Linked DNA regions of Mus musculus: all the other regions are linked to region 2. A link is a loop called in an ENCODE intact Hi-C map of the cell type or tissue named here. Cell type or tissue: heart. All regions are shown on one strand.

Region 1 (2,500 bases), 320 kb after region 2:
TGGGCAAAGACCAGATAAAGATTTCTAATACACCCTTTCAGCCTTCAGAAAGGGGTATAGTTCTTACCCCATGGCTCCCCACCCACAGCATCTCCTCATGTAAATCAAAGTGGGAGACAGACACAGGCACTCCCACTTCAGCCACCACGCTGTGCAACTCAGAGTAGACACCTTCCATTATGTGCACTGACTCCTGGACAGGAAGAGCCTCCAAGGCCACTCCCTCTGGGTCTAGCTCCACATTCTGTAGCAAACTTGGATTCAGGTGGGCATCCAGGACTGGGTCCAGGGTAGAATGCATAGCTGGGGAAAATTCGGCCAGTCCAGGATCCAGACCCTCAAAGTTCATGACGATAGTGGCCGCTGGTCAGACCGGAGTCACACCCTCCCTTGCCACGCTTCCTACAGACAAGTGACCCAGCCTTCAGGAGGACAGCACCAGTGAACCTAGAATGGACATTCTGGCCTGCAAGGGAAAGAGGCAGCGCAGTCAGGGATAGGCCTAGGTACTGGAAGTATCTTCTATGTGGACAGGACAATCAGGTAGGCAGAGGGGATGAGACTGCCAGGCAAAGACGGAAGCATGCATGAAGAGGACAAGGGCAACGCTGTACTGTGAGTGGCATGACAGTGTCCCTTACTCTGCACCTCTAAACTTCCTAAGTTCCCTGCCAGCCCACCAAATGATCTAACTCTTGACTTCCCTTTCTCCTGAACCACAAGGTGAAGGGAGCGGGTTTGATAGGGGCTGGAGTTCGGGGGAGAGCTCTGAAATGCTTGTTTCTTAGAATTGGACATGAGACAAAGGGGCTGGGCGGTGAAGGGGGCAAGACAAGCCAGTTTCCCAGAATCCTTTACAGTGGTTACCCAGCATTCTCCAGGGGGTGGGTAACAAGAACGGCCAGTTACCCACAAACGGGGCGGGGGTAAGGGGGAAGTAATGGAAACGGATAGCTACCCAGAATTCTTTGAGCGAACCAGAGAAACTGGTTACCCAGAATTCTCCCCCAGCGCAGGGGACGGGAGGGGAAGGATTAGGGCAAAGGTCAAGACGTGTTCCTGGGATGCTTACGGGGAATGGGTCATTACCAAGATTTCTCCATGGCGGATATTTTGGAGCGCGTGGAATTCAAACGAGTAGGGGGTAGAGAAAGCGCCGTCAGCTCCGCGGGAAATTCCAGTTTCCCTACTACTCCCCCGCCTCTAGCTCAACCTAACCCAAGCAAGACGGACGGTGGATTGGCAGCCATCGCTTCCAATCAGCGGGGGCCACGGGCTCATCCCAGCCAATCAGAAAAAGCCAGGTACAGGCAGCGCCTGAGAAGGAGAGTGACGTAGCCTCCGCCAAAACAAGGTTACGGAATGCCACCGGGGACAAACTGAATCAGGCGCGGATCTATTTGGTGTTACGAAAAGTAATCCCTTCGCTCTCAGGCTTTGTTAAGCAAAATTAACTTTAGACTTTGAAGCCAAGCTTTTACGCTCCCTGAATAAGAACTAGACTAAAGGGGCGCCAGAGGCTAAGCACTGGGACTCGCCCGGTGGGTATTCCCAGCGTGGCCTTCATCATTCCCGGCGTATAGACCTTCATCTTGCTGTGCCTGTGAGCCATTCCAATACCTCTGACCCTGTACCCCCGAAACTCACTGGCATTTCCTATGACTTCTAGATGTGGGGAAGAAAAAGGAAGCGGGAGCCTGACTTCTAGTGTGGCCCAAGTGGCCACCTTTTCTCTATTTCTAGAGGCATCCATCTGAAATTCCCATCAATGTTTGTGTCGTCCCCAGAGGTCCCCTAATTTTCCCAAGAAACAAGTCTCCTAGACTGTCAAAATTCCCCTAGACCGTGGAGCTGGACATTGACCCCAAGAGAGAGATAAACAGTAAACTGAGTCAACTGAGCTGTAGCTATTCTGAGGGGTTCTTGATTAATCTCCAACTAAGAGATCCTACTGCCTCTCCCTCTCCTGTGAGAGTGTGTCACCGTGTCTAAAATATTTGGGGGTACTGGCTGTGTACTAAACTGCTTTGGAATTGGTCCAGGCTGTGAGATGTCTTAGGTTGCCCAAACTCAGCTCTGTCATCTCTGTTTTTAAAGGCCCTGTGCCACTAGTGGTCCATACCTACAATACCTGCATTATTAAAGCAGAGGCAGGAATCCCTTACAAATTCGAGGCCAGCCTAGGCTACATAGATAGTAAGGACCAGGCTTGCTATGGCTACATGGTGAATATCCCTTTCAACAGGTGCCTGTGGAAGAAAGTTCTCACCAATAATAAACACCAATAATAAAACTTTTAAAGCATTTATTGGGCCAGGCATAGTGGAGGTATATTTGTAATGGCAGTAATCCTGAGGCAGGAGGATTAGTGTTCAAGGTTAGCTTCTTCTATATAGCAAGTCCCAGGCTAGTCAGGTTACATGAGACCCTGTTTCAAACAAACAAAAACCAGGCTAAGTGGGATGGCAATCCCACCACTCAGGAGGCAGAATGGATTTCT
Region 2 (2,500 bases):
TGATATGTGAACTCACACCTGAAGGTTTGCAGCTAAGAGCCTCCAATGACAGTGACTTTCCAGGTCTGGGTTACCTCGTTCAGGGTGATCTTTTCTAGCTCCATCCATTTACCTGCAAGGTTCATGATTTATGTGTGTGTGTGTGTGTGTGTGTGTGTGTGTGTGTGTGTTTACAGCTGGACAGCATTCCACAGTGTATATGAACTACATTTTCACTACGTGTTTGTCAGATGTAGGACATTTAGGTTGTTCCATCTCCTGCCTATTGTGTTTGGAGCAGCAATGAGCGTGTCTAAGCAGGTATCTGCAGAGTAACATGTTGAGTCCCTCTGGCATATGCCAAGGAGAGATATGGCTGGGTCATGTGATAGATTTATCTCTTGAAAGTTCTCCACACTGATTTCCATAGTGACTATACCAGATTGCTATCCCACCAACAGTGAGTGAGTCCTCCCCATCCTCTCAGTCATTTCTTGTCAGTTGTTCCATTGATCTTTGCCATTCTGACCAGAATAAGGAAAAATCGCAAAGGTATTTTTATTTTTTATTTATTTATTTTATTATTTTTTTTTTTAAATTTTTTTTTTTTTTTTTTTTTTGGTTTTTCGAGACAGGGTTTCTCTGTATAGCCCTGACTGTCCTGGAACTCACTTTGTAGACCAGCTGGCCTTGAACTCAGACATCCGCCTGCCTCTGCCTCCCAAGTGCTGGGATTAAAGGTGTGCGCCACCACGCCTGGCTGAGAAATATCTTAAAAGAAGAAAGTTCATCTCTAGCAATTAGGGAAATGAAAATCAAAAAAAAAAGAAAAAGAAATTCAAGGTCACACTTGGCTAACCAAATAAGTTCCAGGTCAGCCTGGACTACTTGACTATGTTTCAAAATAAATAACTATCTGATAGACTTGATCAGTTAAATTGTGTTGGTACATACAATGTACTAACTACAGTGCTTCATCTGTGTTAATAGGATCTGGAAATAAAATGGTGGTCCAAGCCCAGCGTGGTGGCCTAATCCCAACACTCGAAGCCTCTATTTGGAAAGACGCATTTACAAATGGTTTATTTCTCCCAGGTCTTCTATTTCTAATTCCTACACTTAGAACACATATTTCAAAGAAATAAATCATGGCGTCTTAAGGTGGTTTAGCGCCGCCTTTAGTCCGTCTACTACGGGCAAGAGAGAACCTCTCCAAGTCGTACTACAACTCCCACAATGCATCTCTTTTGTCCTCCCACACTAGGGAGTGTGCGTCCGAATTCTGGATAACTTCCGCTCTGGAACTATCGTAAACCGGATGTTATAGAGCCTTGTAATCACTTCCTGGTTTGGGAATGTAACATTTTAATCTTCCGCCGGAAGGTTAAATAGTTCCACTGATATTTTTCGTCATAGACCATTTCTAGGGACTTATCACAACCCTACATTTCACAGGAAACTCTAAGTAATTAGGTAAATTCGAGCATAATAGCTGCTAGGGAGTAAATAGAATTACAGGTCGCTGAGGGTTTTTTTTTTCAGCGTGAGCGTAGGAATCTCGTACTATATAAGCGGGTCGGGCAAGCCGCCGGATCCTCTTTCGAGTCTTGGCTCCAAGATGGTGAGTGTCGCCGCGTGGTGAGCGCGCGGGCCTGGGTACTGGGGTAGAAGTAGATCTATGGACGGTAGGGACCTGAAAGTCAGAGTCTTGGAGGAGAAAGTGACAAAGGGTCCGTCCAGCCCGGACTTGGCGTGCTCGGGACTTGTACGGGTCTCTGTCGGGGCTGCGGGCGGCGGCCGGCCAGGAAGGGCTGAATTCTCGCCCCCTTTCCAATAGCGTCTCTTTCCATTCTCAGACCAAAAAAAGAAGAAACAACGGTCGCGCCAAAAAGGGCCGCGGCCATGTGCAGCCCATTCGCTGCACGAACTGCGCCCGGTGCGTGCCCAAGGATAAGGCCATCAAGAAGTTTGTCATTCGGAACATTGTAGAAGCCGCTGCTGTCAGGGACATATCTGAAGCAAGCGTCTTCGACGGTAAGTGAGCCACAGCCGTGATTTGTACAGGGACGAAGAGTGAGGAGGGTGTGTATGGCTCGTTGTCTTCAGCTTGGGGAGAAGGTGCCTTTTGTGGCACAGTAAGCAGGCCTAATGATGGGGTTTTAACTTGGTTTTTCTCTTGGGGTGGAGATTGAGGCTCATGCATGGTAGCCAAACCCCTGCATCCCATCCCTGTGAGAGACTGCCTATTTAGGAGAATCTGAAAAAGCATAATTCTTTAGTTATTGAAAAAAATTGAACAGCTTTTAAAACGGGCAAAGACTGGTTTGGGCAGTTTGTGACTTGGTTTTTGGCGTCTCAGAACTCACTGTGTAGACCTACTCAAGAGATCTTCCCTAGTGCTGGGATTAAAGGCGTGCACCACAGCACCTGGCTGGCTTTTGTCTGTTTGTTCATTGTTTTGTTTTTTTCTTGACCTAACAGTAGTAACCATGAGGCCTGCCAGCAGAGTGAGACTCCCTAA
Region 3 (2,500 bases), 120 kb before region 2:
GGAAAACAGGCTTGTTTTTTCCTTTCCCTTTGTTCACTGTGGTTTCTTTCTTTCTGACTTGTATGATGTGGTTGATTAAAGAGATGAGCACCTGGAACTATAGACATCAAACACCTCTTCCGTAGATGGTTCTTTGCTTTTCTTCCACCACCCCCACCAACAACTGACCTGAGAATATGGCGAAACACAGATCCAAAATAAGGTACAAAGATGTTACAGTAACTCTGAGCTCCTGCCAGGCAGTGGCACACCCTTTAATCCCAGCACTTGGGAGGCAGAGGCAGGCGGATTTCTGAGTTCGAGTTCGAGGCCCACCTGGTCTACAGAGTAAGTTCCAGGACAGCCAGGGCGACACATCGAAATCCTGTCTTGAAAAACCGAAATAAAATAAAAGTCTGAGTTTCTCTTCATATTCCTTATTGGAAAAATCATATTCCAACCTATGGCTTGTTTAATGTAGGAGAGTCTTTGACTTTATGCAAGAACTGATTCGAAGAGTAGTTTGGGACACAAGTGTTATTTAAACAGAATCTTTGTTTACGGTGATCAAGAGCTAGGAAGCTTTACAGACATCTAGGCACTTGCTTCAGTTTGTGTTTTTGCTTATCCTACAGAAAGAACTAAGAACAAGATCAGGTATAAAGAGACCTTCAAAAGTGTCTGTTGATAGCAGGAGTGGCACACACCAATAAACCCGGTAAACCCAGCTCTTGAGAGGTTGAACCAGGATGGCAATTTCACTGCCAGCCTAGGCTATGTACATACTAAAATCTTGTCTCAGGAAAAAAATCGTTTGTTGGACTGTGAGTAAGGAGGCGATGTAGGAAGGGGAGATAGACTTTGCTAACGGTGACGCATATACTGTTAAGAAGAAGGGTGTGGGGTAGCGGTATAGATCCGTGGTGCAGCACCGGAGAAGCACGTTCCAGGCACTGAAGCTCATCTGCAGCATGGTGGTGACAGTGATGGAGGAGGAAGAGGAAAAATGAAAACAAAAACAAAGCAGTGAAGGGTCAGGATGCAAGCAAACCAGAACAAACCTGAAAAGGACAGCAGAACAGAGACAGGTCACTCTCCGACTCCCGATCTGAATCTAAAGTTTAAATAACAACAGCAGCAGCAAACCCCACTACTCTAGAGAGTTGCTTCAACAGCTTTGTCTCCAAATACTTGAAGACTACTTACTTCTGTTTCCACTAGAGGGCCTTTTGTTTCTTTCGGTTTTTTTTTTTTCTTTTCTTTTCCTTTCTCTTCTTTTTTTTTCTTCTCTCTCTCTCTCTGACCCTCACTGGACCCGAATATATACACACATTTCCAACAAGCAGTCTGCTCTCCCACTCCTTTCTATTCCCAGCTGTAAGAGGATACAATTCCAAGAACACAAGGCTTTGTTGTGCTGCTCCTACTTCAGAGAAGGGTAGGAGGGAGTTAGTCGTGGGTTTGGGGCGGGGCGGGGGATGCAGGATGCCTGGGTCCCCAGTCCCTACCAGTAAATCCCCACTCATTGGTCTCCTTTCCGTTCAGCCTCACACCAACCATGCTGCTTCAAGAGTCCTGACAGCTCCAATAACAGGTAGGAGGAACTGAAAGGCTCTGCCTTCAGACTCTACCTTTGCCCAACGACTTCTGTGCCATCTGCCAAGGCCAGAGGGTAAAGTGCTAGGGTTGGGTATGAAGAAAAGGTGAACACAGTCAAACGTTGTTTTATGCACCTAAATCTCCACCCTAGTCTTAAGGAAAGGATATGGATTTTGAGAGAAAAGGCTGTGCATAGACAAGTCCGAGGCGGAGCTGAGGAACTCGGAGGAGAGGTGGGCAATTATCTCAGGCAGGGTCAAGCAATGTGAAGCCATGTGGAGAAGGAAATGCACCTAGGTCTAGGGTTGTGTGTGAATTGTGGAACTCTGGCCTTGCCTCTCTGGGTTCTCCTGAATGTGGAATCATTGACTTGGGCAGGCGCGTCCAAAGTGATGATTTGGAGATTGGAGGGCCGGCCAATTGCTGACCAGTCGCTGGGTGGTTCCAATCAGCACCCTGACCCCTACCTTGGCTTTCCTGGGAAGGGATGATGGGAGAGGCTTTGACTAATTAGAAAAGAAAGATAGAAGTAGAGCTGCCCCAGGCATGGGAAGACAGAAGCGTAGGAGTGGAGAAAGTGGCACAAACCAGAGCCCTGGAGATACTCTGAAGGCCCGGAGCAGATTGTGTTGGAAAGCTGGCAACAGCGGTGGGCTTGGGCGCGGCAGGAGGGCAGGCTGGGTCGGGGGCGGGCAGTGTGTCGTCAGGAGCTGGGCGGCCCCGCAGCGGCCGCGTCTTCCTAACCCGTCCCCTCCTGTCCAGCTCGGGCTCCGGCGCCCCTGCTCTGACCGTGCGCTCTCTTGGGTCAAGGTAGAGCCCCCGCGAGCCCCGTGCCACTCGCACACTCTCGCACCCGGCCAAAAGGGCAGCGGAAGGGGCCGCCCCACCGACTGGGTGAGGGCTGCGGCGTCCAGAGAAGGAA

Evidence for each region. Hi-C counts contacts between places; a loop is a spot of excess contacts. Peaks named below come from ENCODE experiments on the same cell type or tissue, not always from the same donor. Only the 100,000 strongest peaks of a DNase experiment are listed, where the experiment ranks them.
Region 1: it touches region 2 in a loop (5-fold over the local background); 1 of 42 quality-filtered maps calls a loop at or near these places.
Region 3: a loop joins it to region 2, with 2.1 times the contacts of the local background. A loop is called at or near these places in 1 of 42 quality-filtered maps.

The regions. Positions count from the first base shown.
Region 1 is chr10:128,302,061-128,304,560 of GRCm38, reverse strand. Pan2 (PAN2 poly(A) specific ribonuclease subunit) reads right to left here and starts at 1,226. Exons shown (of 26, transcript NM_133992.3): 1 at 1,090-1,226; 2 at 68-466. The coding sequence starts at 349. In heart, no CTCF peak of the experiment used is centred here; DNase peaks (open chromatin) are centred at 970 and 1,270; H3K4me3 peaks cover 2,303 bases; H3K27ac peaks cover 2,237 bases.
Region 2 is chr10:128,625,576-128,628,075 of GRCm38, reverse strand. It overlaps Rps26 (ribosomal protein S26), which reads left to right and starts at 1,570. Exons shown (of 4, transcript NM_013765.2): 1 at 1,570-1,600; 2 at 1,836-2,013. The coding sequence starts at 1,598. In heart, a CTCF peak has its summit at 1,157; DNase peaks (open chromatin) are centred at 1,235 and 1,605; H3K4me3 peaks cover 1,668 bases; H3K27ac peaks cover 1,690 bases.
Region 3 is chr10:128,743,881-128,746,380 of GRCm38, reverse strand. It overlaps Dgka (diacylglycerol kinase, alpha), which reads left to right and starts at 2,305. Exons shown (of 24, transcript NM_016811.3): 1 at 2,305-2,500. It overlaps Gm31504 (predicted gene, 31504), which reads right to left and starts at 1,434. Exons shown (of 2, transcript NR_168573.1): 1 at 1,186-1,434; 2 at 499-1,040. In heart, a CTCF peak has its summit at 1,183; DNase peaks (open chromatin) are centred at 1,510 and 2,470; H3K4me3 peaks cover 1,434 bases; H3K27ac peaks cover 1,214 bases.